Linked DNA regions of Homo sapiens: all the other regions are linked to region 2. The links are chromatin contacts, found by Hi-C or POLR2A ChIA-PET in ENCODE. All regions are on one chromosome and are shown on one strand. The core of a region is the stretch at or near the end of the contact, and the rest is flanking DNA. Distances in the headings are between cores, read along the strand shown.

What was found. Hi-C counts contacts between places; a loop is a spot of excess contacts on that map. ChIA-PET counts read pairs that join two places held with the same protein, here RNA polymerase II (POLR2A). Pooled maps may share reads with other maps.
Region 1: a loop to region 2 is called in a pooled map, with 2.9 times the contacts of the local background. The contact joins the enhancer-like site here to the promoter of GSTM4 in region 2. A Hi-C loop is called at or near these places in 4 of 50 pooled maps. POLR2A ChIA-PET finds 5 or more read pairs at or near these places in 2 of 52 experiments (H1 and activated CD4-positive, alpha-beta T cell).
Region 3: a loop to region 2 is called in a pooled map, with 4 times the contacts of the local background. The contact joins the enhancer-like site here to the promoter of GSTM4 in region 2. A Hi-C loop is called at or near these places in 7 of 50 pooled maps. POLR2A ChIA-PET finds 5 or more read pairs at or near these places in 3 of 52 experiments (Caco-2, K562 and activated CD4-positive, alpha-beta T cell).

The regions. Positions count from the first base shown.
Region 1 is chr1:109,789,500-109,792,418 of GRCh38, reverse strand. No RefSeq gene overlaps it. Among named protein-coding and RNA genes, the nearest start is that of EPS8L3, 27 kb to the right of the region's middle. RefSeq lists an enhancer at 1,200-1,259. Within about 2 kb of position 1,463, at least 16 of the 41 ENCODE cell types and tissues checked have a DNase peak (open chromatin) inside an H3K27ac peak, as active enhancers do.
Region 2 is chr1:109,654,849-109,657,348 of GRCh38, reverse strand. GSTM4 (glutathione S-transferase mu 4) reads right to left here and starts at 1,250. Exons shown (of 8, transcript NM_000850.5): 1 at 924-1,250; 2 at 562-637; 3 at 70-134. The coding sequence starts at 959. RefSeq lists enhancers at 24-609, 1,483-1,532.
Region 3 is chr1:109,814,941-109,818,022 of GRCh38, reverse strand. No RefSeq gene overlaps it. Among named protein-coding and RNA genes, the nearest start is that of LINC01768, 12 kb to the left of the region's middle. RefSeq lists a silencer at 1,227-1,306 and enhancers at 1,477-1,526, 1,677-1,796. Within about 2 kb of position 1,627, at least 5 of the 41 ENCODE cell types and tissues checked have a DNase peak (open chromatin) inside an H3K27ac peak, as active enhancers do.

The DNA.
Region 1 (2,919 bases), core at 214-2,713, 130 kb before region 2:
TGGTACCAGCCCCCAGGGCAGCGGCTCCAGTTGTCCTGTGGGGCCAGGACGCTGTTTCTGCTGAGTCATCCTTTCTTGCCCAGAGGGATCCTGGCCCCAAGCCACATTCCTAGTGGGGTCTGAGTGCTGCAGAGTAGGAAGCTTCCTTTCTCACCAGCCCCCAGCGCTCCAGCCATGCAAACAGGCTGGTCTCTCAGCAGCCTCTGCCGGCAGCGAACATGCTTCTCCGTTTGTCTGCATTCCCCCAGCCCCCCAGCCCACCTGGATCCCAAGTTCTGGGAGCTAAAAACACTCCCCAGGGAGGTACAGGAGGCGAGGCTGGCCCTAACAGGAGGGGGCCAAAGGGAGATTAAGGAACGATTTTAAATTTCTGCCTTCCTACAAGGGGCCCTCCCGCTGTAGGGGTCCAATAGCCCCACTGAAAAGGGCTGAATCTCAGCCCAAAGGCAGAGGCAGCAACCCCAACCTCTCTGTGTTGTGTGAAATGTCAGCGTCCCCAGACAAGCAAGGTAGCCACACCTGCGGAGCTCATGTATCAGGAACAGGCTAAGAACACCTACTATGTGCTAAGCACTGCTCTGGGCGCTGGCCTTGCAGCAGTGAGCAGGGCAGATGCGGCCCAGTCCCTGGCGTTTCTCCCAACCTTTCCAGTCCCACCACCGCTGCCTCCACTGGTGGTCTCCTCCCAGACTGCCCAGGTCCAAATCTTGGCTCCCCACTTCTAGCGATGGGATCTTGAGCAAGTTACTTTACCCCTCTGTGCCTCCATTGCCTCATCTGTAAAATGGGGTGAAGTAATGCCTACCTCATGGGAACGATGAGAGAGGTAAATGAGTTATTATGTGTAAAATGCTTAGAACAGTTTCTGGCACAGAGCTCAATTCTTTCCTGTGTGTTCTGAACTCTGTGCCTGGGCTCAGCCCTCTCTCCTCCTGGAATGCCCTGCCCCTCTTCTGGAACCCATAAGTCCAGCCTCTTCGCTGAGTTTCCAGGTGAGAAGACCAATTAGGGGCAGGCCCACAGTCAGCCCACAGCCTTACTAGGGCCACCAATACTGGCCGAGTGTTTTCCTGTTGCCAAGGGTTTTAAACAGCCCTGTGAGGTAGATAGGGGAGGGAATTCGGTGAGGGAAAGACACCCGCCTGAGGTTGCAGAACCAGCGAGTGTTGGATCTGAGAGTGGAACTTGGATCTTCTGACTGGAAGTAGCACTGCCTCTGTCCCACCTGGTGGCGTTGGTCCTAAGAAACCTTCAGATATCCTGAGGCTATCACCAGGGCCTCTGAAGCTAACCCAAGGCTCGGCACCCAGAAAATGGGGCCTTCCTAGCCCTTCAGAGGCCCTGGAGTCAGTTGAGCTTGTCTCAGAGCCAGCTGGGGTCCACGAAGGCCTCAAGACAGGGGGCGCTGGCTAGCAGAGCCCTGAGGAGGGCCCTGCAGGAAGAGCTCAGCGGAAACTCTGAGCAATGCTGGCAGCCACAGGCCTCTGGGCTTCCTGCACCCTCCACACAGGCTGCCCTGTCAACATCAATGTCAATGCGTTTGTGAAACCCTGCCGGGCAGGCAGTGGGAACTCAAGGGGCCCCAAGGGTTCATAGGCTGTGGTCACCCTGTTCCTTTGCAGCCCAGGAGAAGGTGGCTTTCTAAAGACTGCTGTCCACAGTGTAATGGGATGCAGCTGCTGCCGAAGACAGTTACCTGAAGGAGGCCCCACGGTCTCCTTAGGCCTTGGGCCTCCAGATCCCATGGCTTCTCCCTGCAGGTCCATATCTTCTGGGGTCCCCACAGATTCAGAGAACCCCCAGACAGAGCAATAGAGTGGACCTTGTGGTCGAAGGACTTTGGAGTGAAAGACATGTGGGTTATAAGCCCAATCCACAGCTTTGCTATCTGTGTGACTTTGGGAAAGTTAGTTAACCTCTCTGTAGAGAGCCTCAGTTTTCTCATCTGTAAAATGGTGACAGAAAGTACCTACCTTGTCCTGAAGATTAAATAAAACAATGTAAATGGGAGACCTGGCATACCATAAGCTTTTGATAAATAGGAACTGATGTTTTTGTGACCACTGAGTGATAGCAGATATTGGAGGTACAAATACTATTGCATTTCTTCGATTTGTATAATTTCAATTAAAACCATCCAGACCTAATTTACTATACTTGAAAGAAAAACATACCTTCCTCTGGAATCTTCCTCTCCTTTCAAATTGCCCAAGAACCTCCAGGTCTCATGTACTCAAAAAGTGGAGGGGGAGGTAGAGGCTCCAACTTCTGCACCTTGGCCAGGAGAACCAGGACGCTGACCCGTTCCCACTGAGGTGGCACCTGTGGATAACTGCTCCCACGTGGTCAGAAGGCTGAGTGTCCTGTGCCAACCAGAGCACCACACAGGCCACATGCATCTTCTGGGGGCTGACTTCAAGGATGGCAGAGGATGGCTGACAGTTTGCTGGGGCTTCAGGTCCACCCCTTGCGGTCAGAGTCTGAGTCCCTTTTCCTTCCCCAGGATCCACACTGGGGTTGGGGCTCCTTCTTTACAGACCCCAAAACACAAATGGCCTCCTTACTCCTGTGTCTGAAAGTCCCCAGAAAGCTGCTCCCCTTCGCCACCCCCAGACCCACCCTCCATAGTAAACCCCAGTGCTGAGTCACCTGAAGACTACCAAGGTAACTCTTGCACAGAACAGAGGGAAAAAATGGTCTATATGGGGCTTCCTGCCGTATTTTTTTTCTTCTCAGTAACTAGGCAGCAGGGAGAAGCCAAAGTGAAGCCAGCATCCAGCGGTGGAGCCTTTGCCTTTTCTCTTTATGCTCCAGGTGCACCAGAGGTGAGCAGGGGACGGGAGGGTTTCATTTCTGTAGCCCCAGGCGTCAGGCTTCAGAGCCTGAGCTCTCAGCCAGGATATCTCTACAGCTCAGTAA
Region 2 (2,500 bases), core at 1-2,500:
TGGGGAGAGGAGATGCAGTCAGAGACACGTCGCACTTTCCCCCAAAACCGCCCCTTCCCCTGCACCTACATTGGGAAAGTCCAGGCCCAGCTTGAATTTTTCATTCAGCCACTGGCTTCTGTCATAGTCAGGAGCTGCCGTGGGGAAGAAGAAGTGAAAACAAACCTCCCCAGAGCCCAGCCCTCCTTCCCGGGGACCCTCCCAAGGAACCAGTGGCAAGATCCCTGAGACAGGTGGATCTAGAATCTGACCACTCAGTCCCACATCCCAGGGTTCAGGGACAAAGAATCCCGCTGAGGGCTCTGGACCCCACACGGCTAAGGCTTCCAGGGTTTAGGGAAGCTCTGAGGGACACCCAACCCAATTAAACAGGGGGCCCAGCATCCCGCCCCAGCATTCTGCCTTGCAAGGCCACAGGACTCCCTCACCGGGGCTCAGGGAAGGGACAGCCTGCAGCTCCAGCAGGGGAGGCCTGCAGAGGTAGCCACAGGTGGCCACCATGGGTTGCTTGGTGCCAACTCAGCGTGAGTGGGCAGAGCCCGGACACAAGGGTGTCATTACCGTCCCCCATCGTATACTTCTTTTCCTCGTAGCTTGAGTCTGTGTATTCCAGGAGCAGGCGGATGGCGTGGGCCAGCTGGAAGAGATGGCCCGCAGGTCGTGTCAGAGATGGAGGGTCCCTGACTTGGTGACTTTCTCTGCACCAGGTGAGCCCCTAGTCTACACTGCACTGCACCCCCCCCCCACCCCGGCGCACGCACACACACACACACACACACACACACACACACACACACAGGCATGCACAGGCCCTCCTGTGAGAGATAGCCCTAAGGAGGGAACCGTCCCTAGAGCCGGTCCCCAGCCGCTCGGCACTTCCCGCCCACGCGCCCGGTCCCACAGTGCAGCGGACCCTCACTCACCCCGCGGATGTCCCAGTACCCCAGTGTCATGGACATGATGCTGGTTGGTGTCGATTCTGCAGACAGGCCTCAGCTGGGCTGAACTGCGACCTCCTCTGGGGTTCCCGGCACGCAGGGGCTGGACCTAGCGCCAGACCCGCCCCCTCGGCCCCGCTGCGCCCGCCGATCTTCAAGGTCGTCACTTCCAACCGGCCGATCTTCAAGGTCGTCACTTCCAACCAACAGGCGCGGGAGGCACGGAGCAGGTTGCTGGATCCTCACTGGCTGGAAGGAGTAAGATCCACCGCCACCTCCGAGTGTTCAGGGAGCAAGGTCCGGAAGCACTAGGAGGGGCTCGGCCTCGCCAGCTTCCGTAGCCCCGCCCCGCCCCGCTCCGCTTCGGACCTCTGCTGGGTCCCCAGGGACTCGGCTGTGCGCGTGAGAGTAAAGCCAGATCGTAAGAGAAAAGTTCTTCCCCCGTTTCTTCTTCTCCGGACGTCGCCCAGCCTTCTGCCTCTCGGCTGCCGAGTTCCCACAGGCTCTGGGAGACTGAGGCTGCCAGGGTCAGACTAAAGAGAGGTCTCAGAGAGTTTAATTCAACACTTCTTGGCTACTAAGTCTTAGAAGTCTGATGGTGTGCTCTCTCTGCTGAGTTGGGGAGCGTGAATGGAGGCTATGTCACCGAAGCTGATAGAGCTCAGTCTCTGTTGCAGATGCTCCCGACCCTTTTGCATTGGGCCAGTTCCCCAGCTCTGAGACTGGGTCCAGGCTCAGGAAGTGGCCTATGTGTCAAGGTGGATTCCCATGTAGGTTTGCCTACAGCAAGACGATAGCACCATGCACACACAAGTGCTTGGACTTCTGAATAGTTATACTTCTCATTATACATTAAGACATTAAGAATGTGTCATTCTGAGTCTTTTTTTTTTTTTTTTTTTTGGAACGGGGACTCGCTGTGTTGCCCAGGCTGGAGTGCAGTAGGGCGATCTCGGTTCATTGCAACCTCCGCCTCCCGGGCTCAAGCGATTCTCCTGCCTCAGCCTCCCGAGCAGCTGGGATTACAGACGAGCGCCACGACGCCCTGCTAACTTTTTTGTATTTTCTGTAGAGATGGGATTTCACCGTGTTGACCAGACTGGTCTTGAACTCCTGGTCTCAAGTGATCCACCCGCCTCCGCCTCCCAAAGTGCTGGGATTACAGGCATGAGCCACGGTGCCTGGCCTGTCATTCTGAGTTTATCCATCTTGAGCTGGGAAAGATAAAATGTCTAGGTCCAATTGTGAAGATGATTTTTTAAGAAAGCTAACACTTATGAGAATAATTATGAAAGAAACAGAATTGATATTGTTACATTAGTATTCACCCATTTGGTCATTCCTTTATTGAAACAACAGTTGTTGAGATCCTACCATATTCCAGGCACTGGGAATAAAACAATCCTTCAAAAACACTGTACTTTGGCCACCTACGACTAGAAGTCAGGTGGGAACTACAGGGGAGAGATTTTGAAAATACGGGACACTTCTTACTGTTTTTGCACACTGAGAGGCAGTGGAGTGGGAGAGGGGTTGAGTGTAGGAGAGAGAAGCGGTGCCTG
Region 3 (3,082 bases), core at 378-2,877, 160 kb before region 2:
GAAGGGCCTTTCCATGCGATGTTCCTTCAAGGCTCACAACTCTGAGATGAGTGTTTTAATCCCTATTTCGCTAGTGAGGGAAGAGAGGCAAGCACAGTGACAAAATGACAGGAGTTGCTGAAAGTGAGCATTGGATCTGGCTGCTTGTGGCTTGCTGTCTCACAGAGAAAACACAGCAAACCAACTTGGATTTGCAGATCAGTTATGGGTTTTAGAGAGGGATTTTTTGTATCAAAGCGCATCCAATCCCTTGGTTTACAGAGGGGAAGTCTGGGACACAGAGAGAGTGATACCTCACCTCAAACTTGGGAGAACGAGGACTAGAAGCCAGGTCTCTTCACTCCAACTTCTAGGCTCTGTTCATGTAAGACATCAGGCCATCCCTGGGCAGGACAGAGAGAATGGGCACCTGTTCATTTCACCCCAGGGCCCTGGGGGAGGCCACTCGTCCTCCTCCTGCCCCTCTCCCACAGGTCCTTCCCATGAGGAGAGGAAAGGAGGCTGCTCCCCTTCTAGTCTCAGCACCCAGGACCATCCTCCGCTCTTGTGGGCTATTTATCCACACACTGCCCAGTAAATGTGAGCAGAATGGAACCAGCTTCACCCCACACCCAGGCCTGAGGACTTTACATTGGTTCCTCCGGGACACCCATCTGAGGTCTGTGCCCAAAATCTGAAGGATAATTCCTCACCCTGCTCATAGTCACAGGCTTTGCAATGACCCCAGCAGGAAGAGAATATGGAAGGCACTAAGGTAGAGTGTGTGCTGCTGGGAGACCTCTCCAGGCAATCACAGCCCTGATCTCAAAAGACCTCAAGGGCCCACCGGGGGCAAGCCCAAATCAGCTGCCCAGGACAGCTCGCTTTGCACAGAGAAAGGCTTCCCCATCCTTCCTCCAGCCAGCCAATACAATGCAGGAGGTAAGAGCTCTGATCCCAGAGCCCTTCAGGCTGGGTTCAAACCCCAGCTCAGCCACTTGGTAGCTATGTGCCCTTGTACATGTTCTTAACCTCCCCATGACTTTGTTTTCTCATCTGTACAAGGAGGATAATACTAATAGCTACCCCACAGGACAGTCATGAGCAGTGTATGGGTTAATAAACATTCCGTGCTTGGGACAATGCCTGACAATTATAAGAGCTATATAAGTAATTGGTTGATTATCATTGTTGTTATTATTTTCTGAACCAAGAGAGACTATGGATATCAATCAAAGCAGACAAAAACCTAACACGCTGCGGGAGGTTCTGTGGAGGAGGGTGCAAGGCCTGTTGGGTAAAGGAGTGTCACCATCCACAGGCAGGTGGCTCACCAAGGGGATTACATCAGGCAGAAATTGCCATTAATAGCAGTTCCCTCTTGGGCCAGACACAAGCCTACAGAGCACGAGGAAGTGAGAAATTTTACTATTGCAAGAATGAGAAATATTACTACTGGGCAGAATTCCATTTTTAGAACCTGGGAAGTTATTTTGAGGGTTGGTGTTTTCATTTTTTTTAATAGCCTCTGCACTCTAACAATACTCAGGGCAAGAACTGCTCTGAGGAGAAACCAGGGCACAGTGGGGAGCCCTGCCAGCCTCTGTGGTTGCTGGGCAACCCCTCACCACCAGCCAGGCTAGTGGAGAGCAAGAGTAGGCTCCACATCCACACACCCCTCCTCACAAGTGCCAGAACTCATTAGATAAGCCCCTCTCAAGGATGTCTAGAGGAAGCAGCCTCATTTTCTTTTCAGCCTGGGCAGCTTGGAGTGAGGAAGGCAGGCCCTCAGGAAAGAGCACGCTGAACAGCTGCAGGCCAGCCTCACTTTTGACAGCTATGTCAGGTTCCTGTGGCTGCTGTCACAGATCGTCATGAATTTGGTGGCTTAAAACAACAGAAATGGATTCTCTCATAGTTCCAGAGGGCAGAGAAGTTCAAAATCAGTATCACTGGGCCAAAATCCAGTTTCAGTCAGGCTGCACGCCCTCTGGAGGTGTCGTGGGAGAATCTGTGCCTGGCCTCTTCCAGCTTCTGGTGGCTGCCAGCATTCCCTGGCTTGTGGCCACATCACTCCAGTCTCTGCCTCTGTAGTCACATGGCCTTCTCCTCTTCTGTTTTGACAAATCTCCCTCTGCCTCTCTCTTAAGGGTATCTGTGATTGCATTTAGGCCCTACTAGGATAGTCCAAAACTATCTGCCCATCTCAAGATCCTTAATCACATCTGCTATGACCTTTTTTTCCATATAAAGTAACATTCACTGATACGAAGGGATTAGGATCCAAAGTCTTTGGGGATTATGATTCAGCCTACTACCCATGCCGACATCTTCCTCTAACAAAGCAGACCAGCAACTCACCACTCCACCCCCTGGCATCCTGGCCCAGTCACTCTTCACCACCTGGCACCAGGTGGTACACCAGGCTCAGGATGACTGGGTACACGGCCCTGCCCCTGAGGCCCTACCCACCCTGGAGTTGTCTCTTACAGACCCAAAAACAGGCCAAGCAAGGCTGGAGTTTCCTGGAGCAGCAGGGGTGTTTAGCTACACACTCAGGATGTGGCAGCTCCCTTGAGGCCTCCAGTTACTGCCACAGAGGGAAATAGGGAGCTACAGACCAGAGGCCAGCACTGTAAAAATTTTCTTTAAAAAAATCTTTTTATTACACTATACAAATTCAATAAAGGAGTAGAAAAAATAGAAAATGCAAAGCCTGCGGAATTCTAGCCCCCAGGGATCATTATAAAATTTGTTGTGCAAGCAACCTTCCTTCTAGACCTTTTTCTATTCAGATAGAACCACAGACTTACAGTTTGAAAAACCACAAATGGCATTATATACTATACATTCTGTTTTTCAACCGGGTTTTTTCAATAAATGGTTTATTCTGGGTGCCTTTCATGGCAGTACATAGAGCATTTCTTCCATCTTTTTAAAGGCTGCGGAGGATCCCCCCACTCTCGGCCATGTGATTGAACCACGATTAAGTTACCCTGCTGATGGGCATTTGAATTGTTCCTAGTTTTGTAGCTGAAACCAATGTAGTGAGATAATTTAGGGAGAGACTAATATCTGACTAGTTTACATTGTTACAGGAGGC